Linked DNA regions of Homo sapiens: all the other regions are linked to region 6. A link is a contact called in ENCODE Hi-C or POLR2A ChIA-PET data. All regions are on one chromosome and are shown on one strand. The core of a region is the stretch at or near the end of the contact, and the rest is flanking DNA. Distances in the headings are between cores, read along the strand shown. Region 1 has its middle 13 kb from the start of ELOVL5. Region 2 overlaps TRAM2 (translocation associated membrane protein 2). Region 3 overlaps EFHC1 (EF-hand domain containing 1). Region 4 has its middle 39 kb from the start of GSTA2. Region 5 overlaps LOC124901330 (a long non-coding RNA gene). Region 6 holds the start of GSTA4 (glutathione S-transferase alpha 4).

Region 1 (3,603 bases), core at 796-3,295, 370 kb before region 6:
CCTGGCAGTGAGGGGCTTAGCACCCTGGCCAGCAGCTGCGGTGGGGGCACCAGGTCCCCCAGCACTGCCGGCCCGCCGGCACCACGCTCGAATTCTCACCAGGCCTCAGCCACCTCCCCATGGGGCAGGGTTGGGGACCTGCAGCCCGCCATGGCGGAGCCACGCCCCCCCGCCCGCCTGGTGGGCTCCCACTGGGCCTTAGCCTCCCTGATGAGCGCTGCCCCTTGCTCCGTGGTACCCGGTCCCATCGACCGCCCAAGGGCTGAGGAGTGCAGGCGCCCCGCAAAGGACCGGCAGGCAGCTCTGCCCGTGGCCCTGGCACAGGATCCACTGGGGAAGCCAGCTGGGTTCCTGAGTCGGGTAGAGACTTGGAGAACTTTTATGTCTAGCTGGAGGATTCTGTATGTGCCAGTCAGCACTCTGTGTCTAGTTCCGGGGTTTGTGGATGCACCAATCAGCACTCTGTGTCTAGCTAATCTGGTGGGGACTTGGAGAACTTTTATGTCTAGCTAGAGGATTGTAAATGCACCAATCAGCACTCTGTATCTAGCTAATCTGGTGGGGACTTGGAGAACTTTTATGTCTAGCTAGAGAATTGCAAATGCACCAATCAGCACTCTGTGTCTAGCTCAGGGATTGTAAGCGCACCAATCAGCACTCTATGTCTTGCTAAATTAGGTTTGTAAATGCACTAATCAGTGCTCTGTGTCTAGCTAATCTAATGGGGACTTGGAGAACTTCTGTGTCTAGCTCAAGGTTCCTAAATGCACCAATCAGCACCCTGTCAAAATGGGCCAATCAGCTCTCTGTAAAATGGACCAATCAGCAAGATGTGTGTGGGGTCAGATAGGTCCCCTTCCAGGCTGTGGAAGCTTTGTTCTTTCGCTCTTCGGGATACATCTTGGAGCTGCTCAGTCTTTGGGTCTGAGCAGCCTTTATGAGCGGTAACACTTACCGCGAAGGTCTGCAGCTTCACTCCTGAAGCCAGCGAGAACACGAACCCACCAGATGGGACGAACAACTCCGGACGTGAGGCCTTTAAGAGCTGTAACACTCACTGGGAAGGTCTGCAGCTTCACTCCTGAAGTCAGCGAGACCACGAACCCACCAGAAGGAAGAAACTCCAGATGCATCTGAACATCTGAAGGCACAAACTCCAGACACGGCATCTTTAAGAACTCTAACACTCACCTTGAGGGTCCGCGGCTTCATTCTTGAAGTCAGGGAGACCAAGAACCCACCAATTGCGGACACAAGAGGAAGTAATTTGAAGGCAAGATGGGAGGGACAGATGAACTGGATAAAGGGGTACAAAAGTGGGGCAGGGTGGTAAAGTGGGCAGAGGGAACAGCACGCGTAAAAGGCCTAGATGAGAGAAACTCACAGAGAGGAACAGTATGGTGCAAGTGTAGAGAGTGGTGCCAGTGAGGCTGGGCAGGTAAGCAAGGACCCACCTCAGGCAGGTCTTTCGGCCATAGCGATGATTTGGGATTTTGTACCAAGTGCAATGGGAAAGCTATTAAAGGTTGTTTAAGGATTTGGGATTGGCATTTCTTTTTAAAGGCCACTCTGGCAGCTTGATGCAGAAAAGTTCTAAATTCTCAACTTGCAACCTAAAGGGATCTCCTTTCTTTGCTTTTAATTTTGACCTCAATTGCTCTGCCAAAACTCATTGCATACACCATAATTCTTGCTTTGTATTTACTTGCATTGTTACTTTATGTGCTGCCTTCCTTTACTAGTTATTCATAGACTTGACTCACTGATGCACCCTACCCCAACTGTAACCTTTTCCTGTGGGCAGAAAAGATTTCTCAGTCATTGTTGTGTGCCTACAGCATGGAGCAGATACACTTGGCTAATCTGTTAAACCAGATTGCGCTAAAAGTCCCATCATAGTTTGCTGCTTTCCCCCCATCAAAGAGCATCCTGTGACCTAATTAACTCAGTCTTTAATCCAACGGCTCTGTACTCTGCTTGCCACAAAGACTGAAGTCCCTGAACAAGACCTGGGCAGCCCTCCAGCATCCTTGCAGGCAATACCTAGCAACCGAAAGAGGTCTTGTTTTGTTTCAGGTCAGCCCAGGGTTACAAAAGTCATCAACTCACGTGACCTGGCACTTCAGAATCTCAAGGAACTCTCCTTCTACCTTTCATAATACTGGCATGAAAACTATGTACTTAACAGAGTTCTCAAAAAACACAACTCATCTCCAAGAGGTGCTAGTACTCGGCTAGATGCAGTTTTTAGCTAAGGACTCCAAAATCATCAGATTCCTTTTCACCTTCCATTTATTGTGGATTGAAATTTCATGATGTAAGGGAGAGAAGTATGGAAAGGGCCTGAGGCAGGAGAATAGGATCTGGAGGCAGGGAACCTAAAGCTGTTTCACACCAACTTCCTAGAACTAAATTAGGAGGCGGGGCGCAGTGGATCACGCCTGTAATCCCAGCACTTTGGGAGGCCAAGGCGGGTGCATCACGAGGGCAGGAGTTTGAGACCATCCTGGCCAACATAGTGAAACCCCGTCTCTACTGAAAATACAAAAATTAGCATGGAGTGGTGGCGCGCGCCTGTAGTCCCAGCTGCTCGGGAGGCTGAGGCAGGAGAATCACTGGAACCTGGGAGGCGGAGGTTGCAGTGAGCTGGGATTGTACCACTGCACTCCAGCTTGGGTGACAGACCAAGACTTTCGTCCAAAAAAAAAAAAAAAAAAAAAAGAAAGAAAAGAAAAGAAAACCCTAACTTTCCACCCCGAAGTAACAAGAGGATCAGAGGCTACTCCCCTTGACATTTTCTGCCAGGCAGTTGGAAAATTGGGAGTTAGCAACAAATCAGACCGATTGCGGGTCCAGTCTTCCTTTGCAACTTTGTAATTTCACTCCAGCCTCTGAATGGTTGTCTACAACCAATCAGACTGATTGCGGGCTACCACTTCATTTACATGAGGTGAGCATGAAGTGGCCAAAGGGAAACAAACCTCTAGAGGGTATTTGAACCCAGGCAGATTCTGTATCCAGGTCCTTGAGCCTCTGCCCTGGTAGCTCCTACACTGTGGAGTGTACTTTCGTTTTCAATAAATCCCTGCTTTCGTTCTTTCGTTGCTTCATTCTTTCTTTGCTTTGCTGGGCCTTTTGTTCAATTCTTTGTTCAAAATGTCAAGAACCTGGACAATTGCAGTCACGACCGTCTACCGGTGAGAGGCCCACACTTTGTCACTTACAAACTATGTATGACCTTGGCCAGATGAATCTCAGCCTGTTTCAACATCTACAACTGGTGGTAATACCCATCTATTCCTACAGACTTGTTAAAAGGATTAAATGATAAGCAGAAATATCTACCAAGACTTTACAAGCAAGCCAAACTGCTTTCTGTGCTTTTTCTTGTTTTTTGTTTTTTTGGGGTTTGTTTTTTTTTTTTTTTTTTTTTTTTTTTATGGTGAGGCAGAGGGAGTAACCTTTGGCGTCAACAGAAAAGCCACTAGGTTTCCTCTTCTTTTCTTCCCTGGTGAGTGATACTTTTTGGAAGATATCTCAGAAGTTTTTTAAAAGCTCATTTATGAAATATAACAAGACACATTTTCAATATCATGGAACTTA
Region 2 (3,241 bases), core at 27-2,526, 480 kb after region 6:
CAGCTCTGGGATTGCTAATCAAATGACTGCAAAGGACCCCTTGCTCTTTTTCTTTTTCTGTTAAGGGGAACAAGTTTCTTAGAACCTTCTTAGCTTCTTAGAACTGAAGCTATGTTTGCATCCTCATGGTATTACAGAGAGATGCCATTTTATAGCTGGAGAGAGTCATCTTGGCCAACAGTCACCACTTGTTATAATCATTATGCAATACTGCAGTAATGATACCATGTATCTACATAATACTGTATTGTTTTACAAGGCTCTTCTACAAACACTGTCCCATAAGATACATTTGATGTTCATTCTGATACCCATGTTACAGATTGAAGAGTTCCAAGCTCAAATTTTGCAGTATGCCTGTGGTTCTGTGGTTTTGAAACAGCAAAGGATAGTTTGGACTTGGAGATAGAGTTCCAAGCCCAGCTTACTCTCTGTTTTACTACCTTGGCCTTCTATAAACGAGGCCAGCCTCACTCTGTCAGCTCATCAAATCCTGTGAGAGTCAATGCCGTTTCAACAAATGCCTGCAGGACCAGACAATTTTCCCCTCCTTTCTATGTAAACAGACTCTTATTTCAAGCAGCCTTTGATACAGCAAAATTCCCTCATAGAAAGGAATGTGGATGGTCCTTTGGAGTTTCCTGTAACAAGACCTTGCCTGTCCTGCTAGGAAGTATTGAGTTAGTACCCACCACCACCTGGAGCTCTACCTTCCTGTAACCTGGCCCCCTGAGAAATCCATGCCTGGGTCTTGGAAAATTCAGCAACCCTGTGACCTCTTTAAGATTTCCTTCCCGGCCTTCCACAGATCCCTCACTTTCTTCCTCTTCTTTCAGTGACAGTGATGGGCGCTCCCATCACAAGGAACTCTGTCTCCAGAGTTGAATGTTGAATTCCTATTCTCAAAGCCAGAGTCAACGTGTCCTTTTGTACATTGTTTTTATTCCTATTATCATTTCATCATAGAGCAGCTTTCCTAAGCAGAATACTAGGAATTTTAAATGGGGGGCCCAAGACTTCTGTCCTCTCAGGCAAGGCTGTCACAGTCCCAGGGGCAGATTGACACTGTGTGAACAGTGCATCCCTGCTGTTGTGCCATGCACACAAGTCCCTAGACTTCCAGGTTTCAGACCACACCCAGTCCCTTGACGTTCAGTTCATGCCCACCCCCGGAGGCCTAAGCTGCTTTGAAGCAGAACAGCCTCAAGATACCAAAGACGCCGTTCAGGAGGATTGCCTCATCTCTGAATCACTTTTACCCTTTCAACTTCACCCCCAAACATTCCACCCCAGCTGTGACACGTGGCGACCAGATTTGGAGGCTAGAGCCAAGTTGCTTAACACGCCTTCCAGGGTGTGAAATGCTCAACAGCTCTGTCTTTGCCTCTCTCAGTTCTTCAAGGATTTGAACATGATGCTAATTAGTTTGAGAGCACATAGGCTTTTCTTGGGGAGGCACATAACAGTTTTTTATTCTGGGAAGAGCCAGTTCCCCACTCAACATATTCAATAGGCACAGAGACCAGGGGACCACGGAAAGCTCCAGTGACCCCCGACCCCCGCCAACTCTTCCTAACAACATTTGACTCCTTGCCCTCCTCCGTTGGAACTGTGCTTCCTGGAAGGAAAGTGATTGAAGAAGAAGAGATGTAGTTCTGTAAAAGGCATAAAAACAGCTTGTTTTTTTAAAAAAATAATATTTTTCTGTTATGATGCAAATTTTTTCATGACTCTTCTTTCTCTCACTCTCCACAGTCATTTCATCGGCAGGTCCTGCCAGCTCTGCCTCCCAAACACATTGAGACTGTCTGCTGCTTTCTGCCTGCACCACCAACCCTAGTCTAGTGACCTTTGACCAGGGGAGATTTGGGCCTGTAGGGGACATTTGGCAATATGCTACTGGTATCTAGTGGGTGGAGGCCAGGGATGCTACGATATGGCGTTTAATGCACAGGACAGCCTCCACAACAAAGAACTATCTGGCCATAGTGCCAAGATTGAGAAACCTCGATCTGTATAGTCCAAGCCACCATCATCTCTTGCCTAGACACTAAATATCTTTTTTCTAGAAGGAGACTGTTTCCACTCTTGTACCCTCCCACCCCAATCCATTTTCTGCTCAGCCAGATGGATCTTTTAAAACAGAAATAAAACCATACATTCCCGTGCTTAAAAGTCCCATCACACTTGCAGTGAAATCGTTTTTTCCTCCCCATTCATGTGATCTGGGCCCTGCTAATCTTGCTGGTCTCATCTCACTGGCCACACCCCCACTTTTGGCCTGGCTGTTCTGCATCCTGGGCTTTGTACTGGTGATTTCTCTGCTCAAGGGCTCCATCCCCTGCCATCCCATGGCCAACTCCTTCTTGCCATCCAAGTCTCTGCCTAAATACCATCTCCTCAGAGAACCCCCCACCAATTTGCATTTTCTGCACTGTGCCTGTTGCTGGTGCTTCTCTTGATTGTGTATTCTGTATTCTCTGTTTCTCCCACTAGATTCTGAGCTGCCTGCTAGCAGGCACGGTGCTCACTGCTGTATCCCTGGTATGGTGCCTGGCACATACTAAGTGCCCACTAAATGTTGGCTATGAGAATGAGTGAATAAACTGCAAATGCATCTTCTCTCTCCAGCCTTCAACATTTTTAAAGTAATGAATTGGTTGTTTTAATAAATATCATAAATGATCATTTTTTAAAAAGTGAACAATATAGAGAAGTTCAAAAAAGCAAATTCCTCCCACCAGAAATACCAGTATTATTCTGGTGTTTGATTGAAACATTTCTCTCTGCATATATAGAGGCAGAGCAGTGGGAGTGTGGCTGGACCGCCAATAATTTTATAGGAATGTCAGCCTCCAACTTTTAATCTACCTTTGATCGACTACTCATTGTTGAGGGAAAAAGAAAAAAAACACTCCACTGGAGAAAGCAGGATGGGTGGGCGTTTGGTCTTCCCTGTCTGACTTCCTTGCTATATTTGGCTTCATCTTTTAGAACCTAAAATCCACCGTAGATTTTAGAACCAAGTAGAGGGAATGTCCTTAATGCTGGTGCTTGTACCAGGACCGGTTTCTACTAACAGACTAGTTGCTTTAGGGCAGATTTTTAGTGCATGGTTGTTCTGATGGTCAAATAATATAAGGTATGTCTGAATTTATGTAGCACTTGCCTGTGCTATATCTGAATTATGCTGTTCTTCGTGGTTGTGTTTGTTCACACACCAAAAGGAAGGCTGCTGGGG
Region 3 (3,417 bases), core at 620-3,119, 500 kb after region 6:
GGGTGGGTGTGTGCTTCTGGGGTCTCTTTTGGGACCTCCTTTGTCAGTACCCCTTCTTTTTTCTAAGCAGCTAATAAGAGGTTGGGTGAAAGAGTGCATCTCCTCCCAGGATTCCACAACAAAATTCTTATCTTCCATGGATGCTTTAATTGGAAGTGGGTTGCCGACCCCCTTGTGCCTAGAAAAGGCCTTCGCTTGGGTTTCCTTTGTATGCTTCAGCCTTCCTAGTTGGTTTTTCTAGGCCTGGTGTGAGAGGTAGGGAAGTCTGCACATAACTAATTCTTTTGCTTAAGGGCCTATGGCACAAGTGCACAAACTTCAATTCTTGATGTTCTAAGCTCTCTCCTCTAACAGAGGGAGTGCTGAAAGCTTTTGAGTCAAGACAATGGAGTGCTCTTCCTCCCTCACTCTGCCTTCCGAGCTTATGGTTCCTTTTCTCAGGAGAGGATTTTCAGGATTATTGGAGGATTAGGTCATTGTCAGATGACTGGAAAACCTAAATAGGATCTCTCTCCAGCTCAAGGTTGTCCCAGTGAGGAAGACTTTACCAACTTCTCACTCTACCCCACTACTCACATGAGTGTTAGCTCCACCTTGCAAAGGCTGAAGACCAGTTCTCCCCAGTGAAAGCTGCCTCATTCTTTTATGGAGTTCCCTGGAGTGGCAGAGCTATAAAGACGAGCATTGGGATTTGCAGTCTCCATGTAGCCTTTCGTGCTTGGCAACCCCTGTAGACTTTTTGTCCCAAGCAGATTGCGTGCGTGCGCCTGTGTGTGAGAATAAGTGCCTTACTTTGCTGTGTGGTTTTCAACTTGTACTCCGTGGCCAGCCCCCAGTTGCCAGGGCTCGACGGCAGCCAAGGACACCATACCTCAGTATAGTTATATATAAAAGGGACACGGATTGTGACAGTTTCACCCCATTTGTTTCTAACCCCGCTGCCCAGGATTAGGGTCTGTGGTGTGTTCTGTTTTGTTTTTGGTTTCTCCCTTGTGTCAGTTCTCTTCTGGCCCAGCTGGGTGGCTGTGGAAGTCTGTGAGGTGGCCCAACCACAAGCATACCTATTAAGAGAAGCCCAGAGCTTCCAGCCCCCACTTCGAAAACTCTCCTCTGGCCCCACATAGCAAACTCCTTCTCCGTTATTTTCCCCACCCCCAGATTTTTTTTAAAAGGCCCACTTGCCGTAACCTCTTTTGGTCTATTTTGCTTCCCATTCAGCCCAAAGTTTATATGATAAAGGTGTTTACTTTTACTTCCCAGTCTCCAAGTGCTAACACATAAACACATACATGTCTGACTGTTGCAGAACTGTTCGAGCTCCTAATTCAGTGTTACCTTGTTTTAGTCGCAGCAACCCTCTCCCCTACCCCTTGCCCGCCCACGTTTTTCTCACTCTTCCGGGTTGTGCAATAACTCTCCCAGCCAGTGGTCCTTTCCACAGCCTTTCTGTCCCTTAAAACACCTGCAACTGGGGGAGAAATGGGACCCATGGGAGGGGGAGTCGTCATCCCTTACACAAGAAATAGCCACTTTCCTTTTGTTGTCATTCTTGTGATCCTGGGTGGGTTTCTGTGGCACTCTTTTAGAACATGTAGCATCATCTTAGAGGTCTATTTTTAAAAAATGTGTTGAAGAGGAAAAAACCATTCTCACGATGGGGCTTAAGTCATTGTCCAGGAATAAGATTGGCGTGGTGCCCATGACATCACCGTCACTCTGCCTAAAAGCACTCTAGAGCTACTTGTTCACGTGGAGAGGAAGGATATTTTGCGAAGCAACAGCCGCAGGTGGAGAGCCCTGTTCACCTGATAGGGTCTAGCTGTGACAGTAAATATAATACCGCTGTTTCCTTGGGTACAGATTTGAGTGTTCATGTGATGAGACTGTAAACCTCATTTTTCGGTTCCTCTGTTTAAAAAAACATCTGAAGGATGAACTAAGGCTGCTGGTGCCCTGAGCAACTGATAATGCAAATGTGGACAAAGTGTCTGTTTTCTACTCTAGCCTGTTCATATGGACCAAATTTCAACAAGGAACTCAAGGAAAATTTGTACCTGCCGTATTTATGCTTTCATGTAAAAAAGGGTTGGGGGGAGGGGTGTCTTTTTGCTTTTGGTGAACTTTTTTTCAAAATCATTTTTCCACTGTTTCTGTCTGGTTTTAAAACAAATTACAGTTTTGTATGGATTTTTTAAATGTACATTTTGGAACAAATGATCAAATATTTTCTGAAATAACAATAAAAGGCAGAAAATTATCAGAATTGTCTCATAATTATTTCCTTGACGTGCTTTTATACAGTGATGCTTTTAACGTGGATGTTTACGTTTGCTTAAAGGAGTTTGCAATGAATTTTAGCCCTCATGTCTATTATTTTTCACTATATTAGTCATTTCTTATATATTTTGACCCGTATTTGTCCATTGTGATATGAATTAGGGAATTAAGGATGGAGAGTCAGTTATGTCAAGTGCTGGATAGCAATAAGCATCATTTTTATTTGACTCTTTAATAGTAAAGTGGAAAAGAGGTTTTCTTAACATGGGGTTTGTGGGTAGGAAGCTCCAGAAACAAGCACATCATCCTTGATGCCTACTATACTATGATGTTATTTAGCTTGGAGGAAATGGGGTTTCGTTTGTGTAAAGGCCAACAAATATGTTGGTGCTGACTAGAAGACATCCAAGTATTAGTAATAGTGGGGATTGCTGGTGTCACTTACATGGCTGCTGTTGGCTGTAGCTGCTTGCTGTGTTTACCAGAACCATCTTTCTTTGGAAAAAGATCTCAAAAGATGAGTGCAGTTACAGGTGGCAGTTAGTCAAGGACACCCATGGGGTGTGAGAAAGAGGAAATGTTTGCTTGAGGTGAAGGTGAGTGGTTCTGATGCATGGCAAGCTTCATTGTAGAGTTGGGTCCTGCTCTGCCATGAGAAGCTAGGTGAACTCAAGCAGTTAACCCTTCCGAGTCTTTTTGTGCATCTGTGTCAAAAGGGTTTCATGTTTTGTGGGGAGTCATGGTGAGAGATTTAGAGATACTGAATGCTAAGTTCATGGTACATATAAAGCACTCATATTGGCTTTTTAAAATGAACTTATGTGCCAGCAGGATACTCAGGAGTCACTTAACCAAGTGGATTCTCTGGACAACATTTAGAGACGTCTTCTCTACCTATGTGTCCCAAATACCCTCAAAGCCTATAGATATGGATTTGATACACCTTAATTGGATGGTATTTTCAAGGCCCCCTGATGGTGCAGACAAGGTACAGGCCCAGGTTTCTGAGTAGTGGCTAACTCACAGCCCATCTTTACCCGCAAGGCAGATTTTTATTAGTCCCAAAGCCGTAAGCACTATAAGCAGTCTTAGTCAAATGCTTCAGTTAGACCTGATAGCTTCAGCTACCAGTGCTAATCT
Region 4 (3,694 bases), core at 407-2,906, 270 kb after region 6:
GTTAAGAAGTAATTAACATTTGGTATTTAATACTTACACCATCCGCCATTTTAATAGTGAGTTTATATATATATGTGTGTGTGTGTGTGTATAACTGAAGTGGATATTAATTTCTCTGCACTGGGGGAATTGGGTCAATATTTGAGCCATTAGGTATACTGACTTGCCAGTTTTCTGGGATATTCTTGAAGAACAAATATGTTTTAGCAACATTCTGCCAATTAGAGCTGCTTAGATGAGGCAGCTGTGAGTCAGCACAAATTTAATCTGTGTTGACTTTGCTCTGCCTTGCCTCCTACCTTTCTCCAATCTTTACTCACCTTCCCTCTGCACACAGCAGCTGTTTCAATATATTTGTCCTTTGAAACTTTGAATACAGTTGCAACATTCTAAGTCAACAGGGCAGCTAAGTATACCTAGCAGAAAAATTAGACTTTAACCTCAGAAATTGACAAAATCTTCTCAAGGATTATGGTTCCAATAAATACTGTTTAAAGTATTTTATTCATAGTTCTATTCAATAAAAGTTTATAGAGCACCTACTTTGTTCCCTGAATTGTTTTAGGCACAGAGAATGCCAGGAAAGACTAAGTCCTGAATGACAGGAACCAGAAGATCCAGTGAGCGAGGGTCTTAGTCAGAGGGAACAATGAGACAGGGTGTTGGTCAGGAACAAGTTGGGTGTGTTTTAGGTACACTAGTGTTGTGGGAGCAAGGCGAGGAAGTATTGAAAGATGAGGCCAGCATGGGTGTATTAGTTATCAATTGTTATATACCAACTCACCCCGAAGTTTAGGGACTTAAAGCAATAAATATTTATTATCTCACACAATTTCTGAAGGTCAGGAATCTGGGAGCAGCTTAGCCGGGTGGTTCTGAATCAGCATTTCTCAGGACGCTGCAATCAAGTCACTAACAGGCTGTGTCAGCTGAGGGCTTGACTGGGATCTGTTTCCATGATGGCTCACTCACATGGCTGTTGGCAGAGGCCTCAGTTCCTCTCTGAAAGTTGGCAATACATCTCACTTCTTTGGCATGCCTGCTTCTGTGTAGGACTGCTTGAGTGTCCTCAGGACATGGCAGCTAACTTCCCCTGGAGTATGTAAGCAAGAGGGAAACTACAATGTCTTTTATGACCTAGTATTGGAAGTTACACCTCTGATGATAGAGAAGGGCTGAGGACATCGCCTCGGGGGAGATAGCAGTTGGAGAAGAGAAGGCTGGGTGGAGCCAGCGAAGGCGTCTGAAGAGGAGGGGTCAGTGAAGTAGAAGGAAGTCCAAGAAAGTGTGGCATCATGAGGCCAACAGTCCGGCAAGAGGATGGAAGAGTGGACATTGAATTTGGTACCACGGAGGCTACTGCTGACCCGAGGAGAGAAGATGGGGACACAAGCCTGACTGGAGTGGGTTGAGGAGAAAATGGGACGTGAGGTAGAGGAGACAGCAGCTACCGGCAGCCGTTTTGAGAAATTTTGCTCCGAAAAAGGGCATATGGTTGGGACAGTAGACTTTCTCAGTGATCTAAAAGAGGAAGGGAAGGTTGAGTAGGCTGAGCTCAGTTTCATTTGCAATTGTGGAAAGTCACCTAAGAGTGGCTGAGTCTGTGCACTGAACTCTTTACAGCCACCAGGGAGGTCCCTTGGCTCTGGGCAGTGCGCCATCTGGTGCTCAGTCATGGAGTCAGCGTTAGACTGACACAGTAGGTTGGGCAATCCCTTTGCTGGAACAGAGACTTTTTTTCTCATAAATTTTAAATCCAAGTTGGAGTAAATTGCCAAAAGAACAACTAAAAAATGCTGACTGAAAGGCAGAGGTGCAAAGTTCTCCTCACTTCCTTTTAACCCCTTCCAATTTATTCCATTTTGTCTTTCTTATTCCCTCATCCTCTTCACCTTAATCCATGAGTCTCTCTGTATTTCCTTTTCCACTGTCCATTTCTATGACGCAGAATCTAACGATGCAGCTACAAGCCAAGAAACACCAAAGATTGCTGGCAGCCACCAGAAACCAAGAGAGAGGCTGGGAACAGATTCTCCCTTAGAGCTTCCAGAAAGAACCAGCTTTGCTGACCTCTGGATTCTGGACTTCTAGCCTCTAGACATGTGCAAGAATAATTTCTGCTGTCTAAGCCACCTAGTTTGTGGTAATTTGTTAGAGTGGCCACAGGAAAAGAATTCAACTACTTTGCAATAAAAAAAGGAATGAATACATAAAAAAGCACAGATGAATTTTGAAATAATTGTGCTGTGTGAAAGACACCAAACAAACAAAATACCTGCTGTATGCTTCTAATTATATAAACTTCTAGAAAATGCAAACTAACTCATTGTGACAAAAAGCAGATGAGTGGTATGGGGCCAGGCAGAAGAAAGGGATTTCCAAAGGGCATGAGGATGTGAATAAGTTCAGTATCATGATTATGATGATAGTCTCATAGGTGTATATGTGTGTTAAAACTTATCCAATTGAGGCTGGGTGTGGTGGCTCACTCCTGTAATCCTAGCACTTTGGGAAGCCAAAGCAGACGGATCACTTGAGGCCAGGAGTTCAAGACCAGCCTGGCCAACATGGTAAAACCCCATTTCTACTAAAAATACAAAAATTAGCTGGGTGTGGTGGCACACTCCTGTAGTCCCAGCTACTTGGGAGGCTGAGGCATGAGAATCACTTGGACTCAGGAGGTGGAGGTTGTAGTGAGCTGAGGTCACACCACTGCATTCCAGCCTGGAGGCAACAGAGCGAGTCTCGTCTCAAAAACAAAAACAAAACTGAAAAACTTATCCAGTTGTACACTTAACTCTGTACACTTTGTTTTTTTTTTGAGACAGTGTCTCGCTCTTGTCGCCCAGACTGGAGTGCAGTGGCCTGATCTCAGCTCACTGCAACCTCCTTCTCCCAGGTTCAAGTGATTCTCCTGCCTCAGCCTCCCAAGTAGCTGGGATTACAGGCGCCCACCACCACGCCCAGCTAATTTTTTGTATTTTTAGTAGAGATGGGGTTTTGCCATGTTGGCCAGGCTGGTCTCAATATTTCATATATATATAATATATTGCATATAATACATTATATAAAATACACATATATTTTAAAGTATCAATTATATCCCCTAATACAGTAATAAAACCAATAGATGCAAATAAACAATCACAAATCTATTATGTACATAAGCAAGCTGTACAATCCTTCTGCTCTCCAGCTGGTCTCTTCAGCTGCCTCTGTCCTTTGGAAGGCTTCCTTCTGCTTAGAAACAGGCCCAGGCCTCCACTGTCCTAACCTTCTTAGCCATGCACCCACACTCCTCAGAAGAAACCAAGAAACACTCCACAACAAATTTTTAAAGTTCTTTATCCTTGGCTAGTTTTCCCTTTTGCTATTTCCTTCTTTCTTTTCACGTCCAAAACTTGAGTAGTCTGCATTCTAGCTCTACTTCCTCTCTCAAAGTCTTGAATTTTAAATTCTTTTTTTTTTTTCCTTTGAGATGGAGTCTCGCTCTGTCGCCCAGGCTGGAGTGCAGTGGCACAATCTCGGCTCACTGCAAGCTCCGCCTCCCAGGTTCTCGCCACTCTCCTGCCTCAGCCTCCCGGGTACCTGGGACTACAGGCGCCCGCTACCACGCCCGGCTAATTTTTTGTATTTTTAGTAGAGACGGGGTTTCACCGTGTTAGCCAGGATGGTCTCGATCTCCTGACCTCGT
Region 5 (3,314 bases), core at 749-3,248, 400 kb after region 6:
CTATAAAATGCACAGTTCACTGATTTAGGTGGTCTGCTCATTGATTTGTAAACATGGATCGAGATGCCAGACCATCATTCATGCACATTGGCCTTGTTCACAGACATAGAAACTAAAATAAATTAGACTTGGGCCAGCAAGCGATCAGCATGACCTCAGGAGGCAGAGACTGCGTGTCCCTCACAGGCCTTCCCTGGCCTTCCTTCAGTGTTAAACAGTGATTCAACATGGTCCCGACCTGACCAAGCTTGGTCTCCTCAACACCAGAAGATTCTGAGTCTCCCAACACCTGCAAAGGTTCAGACATCTGCCCTGAGATGTTAAACAATCCATTCTGGTCTAGCTAGCACCGGGGGAAAAGAAAGGTCTTGAAACAACACAAGATGTTTCAAACTTAGCCTTCGAGAAAAATAAAAACAATATAGGTTCATTTGTAGAAAGTTTGGGAAATGTAGAAAAACACAAAGAAATAATAAAATTTACCTATAACTATGTTTTCCAGTGATTTTTATGTACATCAGTCAAACCTTTTAGAATAAGTTTTGGCTGGGCGCGGTGGCTCATGTCTGTAATCCCAGCACTTTGGGAGGCTGAGGCGGGTGGATCACGAGGTCAAGAGATCGAGACCATCCTGGCCAACCAACATGGTGAAACTCCATCTTTACTAAAAATACAAAAATTAGCTGGGAGAAACCCCATCTCTACTAAAAATACAAAAATTAGCTGGGTGTAGTGGTGCACGCCTGTAGTCCCAGCTACTCGGGAGGCTGAGGCAGGAGAATCACTTGAACCCAGGAGGCAGAGGTTGCAGTGAGCCGAGATGGCACCACTGCACTCCAGCCAGGGCGACAGAGCGAAACTCCATCTCAAAAAAAAAAAAAAGAATACATTTCTAGGCTAGACACAGTGGCTCACGCCTATAATCTTAGCACTTTGGGAGGCCGAGGCAGGTGGATCACTTGAGGTCAAGAGTTCAAGACCAGTCTGGCCAACATAGTGAAACCCCATCTCTACTAAAAATACAAAAAATTAGCCGAGTGTGGTGGCACACTCCTGTAATCCCAGCTACTCAGGAGGCTGAGGCAGGAGAATTGCTTGAACCTGGAAGGCGGAGGTTGCAGTGAGCTGAGATCACACCACTGCACTCCAGCCTGGGCAAAAAAGAGAGACTCCGTCTCAAAAAAAAGGAAAAAGAATATATTTATGAGCAAGAAAAAAAGATAGTTTTAATTGGTGTCATGTAAGACACTTCCAGGAAATGCAATGTCCCTGTTTTGTTTTATTTCATGTTTTTGGTGGGGGGAGGTGAGCGTTGGTGCTAAGAAATGCACAGGACTATTTCTTAGTCCAGAGCAGTCTTCCTGTGGCAGAAGCATGTTGGAAACACAGACTGTGGGCCATACCCCACACCTACTCATTCAGAATCTTCACTTTACAAGATCCCCACCCCCCACAATTCAATGCTTCCAAGCTGTGCACCTTAAGTTTGTGAAGCATTGGCCCATGCAGCCCTCTTTCTCGCCTTTCTCAGGTGGTATTGATTGTCAGGATTTGTATATAACTTTCACACCTACTTGATGTTGAAACTAGCAATAAAAATCCCACCTCCGTGGGAGTAAACACCTTTTGCTCAAGCCACAGCTGCACATTCTTTTGGGAAAGCTCTAAATGTGTTACCTTCTAAATCCCCTGAGAGTTGTGGGGTGCTCCAAAGGGAAGTCCAGGAAAGAAGGCAATGCTTCCTTTTGCTTCCCTCTCAAAGTCCATTCCAGGGTGAGAGCTGTTGTGTGTGTGGCCCCTTTAGTCATAGTAAATCATTCACCCAGTGGGGGACGAGAGAGATATTCACAAAAGACTTCTTAGAAGCCTATGGGGAAAGATCCACACAGTCCACTGCACTATCATCCCCAACTCTCTCTTTCCTGCCTCCAACTATCCCTTTATCCTTTGATCATCCACCAGGGGGCCCCAGGAAGTACAGGCAGGGTGCGCGGACTGATGACGACCCCTAATCAGGCGAGCTGGGATCAAGAACTTGAGCGCCTGGAGGAAGAAAAAGAAATGACAGAAGCCAAAACAGTCGTGTCTGTCTGAGCTGCCAGCCACAACCATGTGTGGGCATCGGAGCGTATGTCAGAGTCAGGCCGGCCAGTGCAAAGCCTGCCAAAGGGCTGCTTCGATTAGGTCTTCACTTGAAATCTTAACCAGGCAGATGTTCCCTGGCAGCCATCTGAAGCCATCTAGGAAGGGCAGCCTGTCCAGGAGTGGCTGCTTCTAGGTGGAGTCTCATTAATCTCTCCCTTTGTTTTCATTTTGCAAACTTGATAGCTGTGGCAAAGTCTCTGTGTCCAGGCACCATGGCTCCCTCTGCATCCTGGCATTTGGTCCTCTACCTCTTTGACACCATCAAGTAATGCTGCTGGTGCCCAGTTCTTGCCTGGGCTATCAAGAGTTCATCTGGTGCCTCTCCACTACTAAGCCTGGCTTTTTAAGCTCTTGGAACCTGATTTGCAAATCCTTCCATGGGAGCCTCTGGGACACCTATGGAGGTCCAGTACCTGATGCACAGGAGAAGGATGAAAGATGGATAAGAAGGGCTCTTTCTGACCTTGGGGAACTTACAAAAATCACCCAATTTGTCCCAGAAACCCCCAAATGTTTATAAAGCAGTAACCATGGTGGTCTTTTTCTATCCAGAGGTTATGGAATGTAAGTGGTTGAAAACGCAGGTCCTGGGTTTGCAGAGACCTGCATTCAGAATCTGGCCTTCCCTGTCACTAGCTGGGTGATCCAGGTTTGCTTTCTCAATGTTTAGTCCTCAGTTTGTCCCTTTTTAAAATGGGGATAACAACACGTGCCTCATAGATTCTTATGAGGATTAAATGAGACATAGTATGTAAAACACTTAGTGAGTACTCAGTAAAAGGTAGTGTTATTGTTATTATTGTTATTATTATTATCACATAAAAATAGACAAGTCCATTTAGATTATTCCAGATAACCTAACAAGTCAGTGTTGTAACCCAGAAGGCCTGGGTTTCAGTTCTGGATCTGCTGTGAATTAGTCTTGTGATAACCTGTGAGCCTCAGTTTCTTCAGCTATAAAATCTAGATAACACTATCTGGACTTTTGTTCCTGTTTTAACTAACATTTATCAAATGATAACTTTGTGGTAGGCATCATTGTAAATGTTTTTCATGTTAAATTCATTGAATCCCCTCATGTCCCTGTTTTGCAGATAAGGAAACTGAGGCAGAGGGACGATGTGCCCAAGGTCAAGCAGCTAGCAACAGATGGAGCTAGGATTCCAACC
Region 6 (3,219 bases), core at 486-2,985:
TCATATTCTTCAAACTCATGGTGCTACTTTAATTTACACAGACACAAGAGGTTTCTTTCTCTACCCCTACTACCCCAATTCATTCGCCTCACTTTGGCCAGAGAAACCTATTGAAAATAAAATCTGATCATGTTAGCGGCTGCAATTGTTCAGCACCCAGGCTTGTCAAGCAAGGTACTCTCGAGCGCCCCCGTGGGTGAAGAAAATAACAACATCTATAGCCTGAGAAATAGCAGAAGCTGCCTCTAAAAACAAAATTTATTTTCGAAGGCATATATTTCAAACTTTGAAATCCATGTGAATTTTGCAATTGTTCCATAATATAGCCCTGATAGTTTTAATATATTTTTAATGTTTTAACTAACTTGCCAGCCAAATTATTCTTTTAGCACCACCCCCAACTCCAAAGACCCCCTTCCAAACAGGTGCTGACTTGAGACCGTGACTATAGAGCACTTGTCTCTAAAATGTACAAAATGAAGAGAAATCTCAAGATGTCCCACTGAGATGAAGAAAGAAAGAAGAAAATATGTATGTTTGTATACATGTATACATGTATATATATGTATACACAAAATTAGAAAAGTTAGGGTCTACTGTATAAATTAAATAAGCGTTGACAGTGCTTTTGATTTTAATCTGTATGTGGTACTTTGCCTGCTTAACACCCTTATGTGGATTTCCTGACGGACTTGACATTCCTGTCAGGAAAGCATTGCGTACTTGCTGATTAAAAAGCATCTAAGGGCCGGGAGCGGTGGCTCACGCCTGCAATCCCAGCACGAGGCAGGAGGATCACCTGACGTCAGGAGTTCAAGACCACCCTGGTCAACATGGCGAAACCCCGTCTTTACTAAAAATAGAAAAATTAGCCGGGCATGGTGGCGCGCGCCTGTAATCCCAGCTACTCGGGAGGCTGAGTCAGGAGAATCGCTTGAACCCGGGAGGTGGAGGTTACAGTGAGCCGAGATCCGTCTCAAAAATAAAAAATAAATAATGAAAAAAATTAAAAATTTAAAAATTAAAAAACATTTAAAAAAGCATCTAACTTAGATGGGTAATGGGTCAAAAGAAAGGCAGACTGCCACATGCAGCGCCTCATTTGGATGTGTCTGGAGTCTTGGAAGCTTGACTACCCTACGTTCTCCTACAAATGGACCTTGAGAGCTTGTTTGGAGGTTCTAGCAGGGGAGCGCAGCTACTCGTATACCCTTGACCGAAGACCGGTCCTCCTCTATCGGGGATGGTCGTCCTCTTCGACCGAGCGCGCAGCTTCGGGAGGGACGCACATGGAGCGGTGAGGGAGGAAGGGGACACCCGCCTAGCCAGCCAGATCAGCCGAATCAACCCTGGCGATCAATGGGGTGACAGATGTCGCAGCCAGATCGCCCTCACATCCGAGGTACCCAAGCGGCGCACAAGCTATATAAACCTGAAGGAAGTCTCAACTTTACACTTAGGTCAAGTTGCTTATCGTACTAGAGCTTCAGCAGGAAATTTAACTAAAATCTAATTTAACCAGCATAGCAAATATCATTTATTCCCAAAATGCTAAAGTTTGAGATAAACGGACTTGATTTCCGGCTGTTTTGACACTATCCAGAATGCCTTGCAGATGGGTGGGGCATGCTAAATACTGCAGTCTCCATTGGTGAGGTCGTCCCGGAGCCTCGCCCAGCTCCCGCGCGCTAGAGCCGCCTGCTGGTCTCACCCAGCCGGGACCGCTGACCTGGCGCTTTGTGCGGCTCCAGGCCTCCGAGTGGACTCCAGGTCTGTCTCCCTCCTGCGGTCGCCCCCTTCCTCGCCCTTTCTCTCTTCTTTTTTTTCCCTCCCCTTTACTCTCTGAGTCTCACTCTCGCATTCTTCCCTCACTCCCCCAGTTCAGTCCTTCTCTTGTCTTTTCTTCCTCTTGTCCTTTGTCCTCCTGCTCCATCCAGTCTGGGCAGAGGTGGGCCCCTTGGCTGGAGCTGGGGTCCTTCTTGGCTCAGTGTGCGTATTTTTTTTTAAACCCCTTCTGCGGAGTCTGAATGCATTGGTGGAAGGTGGGCTCGGATCGTCCCCGGGCCTGGCTGGGCTGCCGCTACGCCCCTGCATGGGCTGAGCGGGGAAGACGAGCATGGGAGAGTGCGATCTCAGATGGCCAAGCCCTGGCCCCCGGCTCGTTTTACAAGGCCGGGGGCTCATCTCCCTGTAGGGGTGGTGGACACGCGGGACCCGGGGGGCGCAGCCACCGCATGCGTGACGGTGGACGCACATTTTGCAGACAGTAGTAGTACTCGGCCTGTTCACCTTCCAGTTGCCGTGATAATAAAATATGATGATGTATGTAAAAGCATGAATACTTGAAGAGCTTCCAGTGGCTGTGCGATTTTCCTTCGCTACCCTCTTCAACGCCTGCCACCCCCTATCCCCCAGCTGAATTTGGAAAATCTGAGATTCTCGAGGTCAAAATATATAATATTCTGAATTTGTGAAATCCCGTACTGCTAGCACATATGTTTTTACAACAAATGGCCCCAGCTTCCCAAGATCCAGGATAAGAAGTCATAAATAGAAATCATATAAAAGCCAAGGTTTTTTTCTCCATGTTTTAAAATGGTGGTTTTTTTTTCTTGAGTGAGGGAAAATGCAGCAACAAAAATAAAGAACAGTTTCCCGTGCCAAAATCCTGAATATTCATTTCGCCCCTGAGCACTGGGTTGAAGACGCGAAATTGGGACTGTTGGTCTGCGACGAGCTGCTGCATTTGTATTTCAGAAAGCCTGAAAAGCTATCATGGCAGCAAGGCCCAAGCTCCACTATCCCAACGGAAGAGGCCGGATGGAGTCCGTGAGATGGGTTTTAGCTGCCGCCGGAGTCGAGGTACCTTATATGCTGTTTCTTCACGGATTTGTCATACAGCTTTTGAGACCTTTGAAAGAAAAATACGTTTTGAAGCACCGTTCAGTTCTAGTTCTCGTCCACCAAAATCACAGGCACGCTTCACTGAGTCAGATACCATCCCTGAAGGGATTTTTCTTTATAATTAGAACGTAGTTGATGGAATTCTATTTTCCTTTTGACTTTTACTTAATTATTGGCTTCTGATCTAGCACCAGTGAATATTTATTAATAAGAAGAAAGGAAATTTACCTGAAAATTGTCAGTTACTCTGAGCTCTTATTAATTATGCATTCTCAGGGTAAATTTCTTGTTTTCTTCAGTGGCTTCAAACTGGCA

What was found. Hi-C counts contacts between places; a loop is a spot of excess contacts on that map. ChIA-PET counts read pairs that join two places held with the same protein, here RNA polymerase II (POLR2A). Pooled maps may share reads with other maps.
Region 1: a loop to region 6 is called in a map of naive thymus-derived CD4-positive, alpha-beta T cell, with 6 times the contacts of the local background. The contact joins the enhancer-like site here to the promoter of GSTA4 in region 6. A Hi-C loop is called at or near these places in 5 of 168 maps with a recorded cell type or tissue (CD4-positive, alpha-beta T cell, Right ventricle myocardium inferior, gastrocnemius medialis and 2 more), 4 of 37 single-sample maps with no recorded cell type and 28 of 50 pooled maps. POLR2A ChIA-PET finds 5 or more read pairs at or near these places in 1 of 52 experiments (OCI-LY7).
Region 2: a map of gastrocnemius medialis shows a loop between it and region 6 (4-fold over the local background). The contact joins the enhancer-like site here to the promoter of GSTA4 in region 6. A Hi-C loop is called at or near these places in 5 of 168 maps with a recorded cell type or tissue (aorta, ascending aorta, endothelial cell of umbilical vein and 2 more) and 11 of 50 pooled maps.
Region 3: a map of B cell shows a loop between it and region 6 (4-fold over the local background). The contact joins the enhancer-like site here to the promoter of GSTA4 in region 6. A Hi-C loop is called at or near these places in 3 of 168 maps with a recorded cell type or tissue (B cell, ascending aorta and tibial artery), 10 of 37 single-sample maps with no recorded cell type and 12 of 50 pooled maps. POLR2A ChIA-PET finds 5 or more read pairs at or near these places in 1 of 52 experiments (OCI-LY7).
Region 4: a loop to region 6 is called in a map of PC-9, with 16 times the contacts of the local background. The contact joins the enhancer-like site here to the promoter of GSTA4 in region 6. A Hi-C loop is called at or near these places in 9 of 168 maps with a recorded cell type or tissue (Caco-2, Calu3, HCT116 and 6 more), 2 of 37 single-sample maps with no recorded cell type and 13 of 50 pooled maps. POLR2A ChIA-PET finds 5 or more read pairs at or near these places in 3 of 52 experiments (Caco-2, HepG2 and activated CD4-positive, alpha-beta T cell).
Region 5: a map of ascending aorta shows a loop between it and region 6 (4-fold over the local background). The contact joins the enhancer-like site here to the promoter of GSTA4 in region 6. A Hi-C loop is called at or near these places in 2 of 168 maps with a recorded cell type or tissue (ascending aorta and heart left ventricle), 1 of 37 single-sample maps with no recorded cell type and 8 of 50 pooled maps. POLR2A ChIA-PET finds 5 or more read pairs at or near these places in 1 of 52 experiments (HepG2).

What each region holds. Positions count from the first base shown.
Region 1 is chr6:53,360,118-53,363,720 of GRCh38, reverse strand. No RefSeq gene overlaps it. Among named protein-coding and RNA genes, the nearest start is that of ELOVL5, 13 kb to the right of the region's middle. RefSeq lists an enhancer at 3,342-3,603. Within about 2 kb of position 2,045, at least 13 of the 41 ENCODE cell types and tissues checked have a DNase peak (open chromatin) inside an H3K27ac peak, as active enhancers do; they include CD4-positive, alpha-beta T cell and OCI-LY7, where a contact is called at or near this core.
Region 2 is chr6:52,512,711-52,515,951 of GRCh38, reverse strand. All of the region lies in intron 4 of TRAM2 (translocation associated membrane protein 2), which reads left to right. Among named protein-coding and RNA genes, the nearest start is that of TRAM2, 63 kb to the left of the region's middle. Within about 2 kb of position 1,276, at least 9 of the 41 ENCODE cell types and tissues checked have a DNase peak (open chromatin) inside an H3K27ac peak, as active enhancers do; they include ascending aorta, where a contact is called at or near this core.
Region 3 is chr6:52,496,248-52,499,664 of GRCh38, reverse strand. EFHC1 (EF-hand domain containing 1) reads right to left here. Exons shown (of 11, transcript NM_018100.4): 11 at 2,467-3,417. TRAM2 (translocation associated membrane protein 2) reads left to right here. Exons shown (of 11, transcript NM_012288.4): 11 at 1-2,257. Among named protein-coding and RNA genes, the nearest start is that of EFHC1, 78 kb to the right of the region's middle. RefSeq lists an enhancer at 517-566 and a silencer at 1,650-1,851. Within about 2 kb of position 1,869, at least 12 of the 41 ENCODE cell types and tissues checked have a DNase peak (open chromatin) inside an H3K27ac peak, as active enhancers do; they include B cell, OCI-LY7 and ascending aorta, where a contact is called at or near this core.
Region 4 is chr6:52,722,578-52,726,271 of GRCh38, reverse strand. No RefSeq gene overlaps it. Among named protein-coding and RNA genes, the nearest start is that of GSTA2, 39 kb to the left of the region's middle. RefSeq lists a silencer at 1,617-1,666. Within about 2 kb of position 1,656, at least 17 of the 41 ENCODE cell types and tissues checked have a DNase peak (open chromatin) inside an H3K27ac peak, as active enhancers do; they include PC-3, PC-9, ascending aorta and 1 more, where a contact is called at or near this core.
Region 5 is chr6:52,597,080-52,600,393 of GRCh38, reverse strand. It overlaps LOC124901330 (a long non-coding RNA gene), which reads right to left. Exons shown (of 2, transcript XR_007059610.1): 2 at 1-3,314. Among named protein-coding and RNA genes, the nearest start is that of TRAM2-AS1, 22 kb to the right of the region's middle. Within about 2 kb of position 1,998, at least 10 of the 41 ENCODE cell types and tissues checked have a DNase peak (open chromatin) inside an H3K27ac peak, as active enhancers do; they include ascending aorta and heart left ventricle, where a contact is called at or near this core.
Region 6 is chr6:52,993,800-52,997,018 of GRCh38, reverse strand. It overlaps GSTA4 (glutathione S-transferase alpha 4), which reads left to right and starts at 1,735. Exons shown (of 7, transcript NM_001512.4): 1 at 1,735-1,770; 2 at 2,758-2,862. The coding sequence starts at 2,776. RN7SK (RNA component of 7SK nuclear ribonucleoprotein) reads right to left here and starts at 1,399; the gene lies at 1,068-1,399. RefSeq lists silencers at 1,162-1,251, 1,583-1,814 and an enhancer at 1,412-1,631.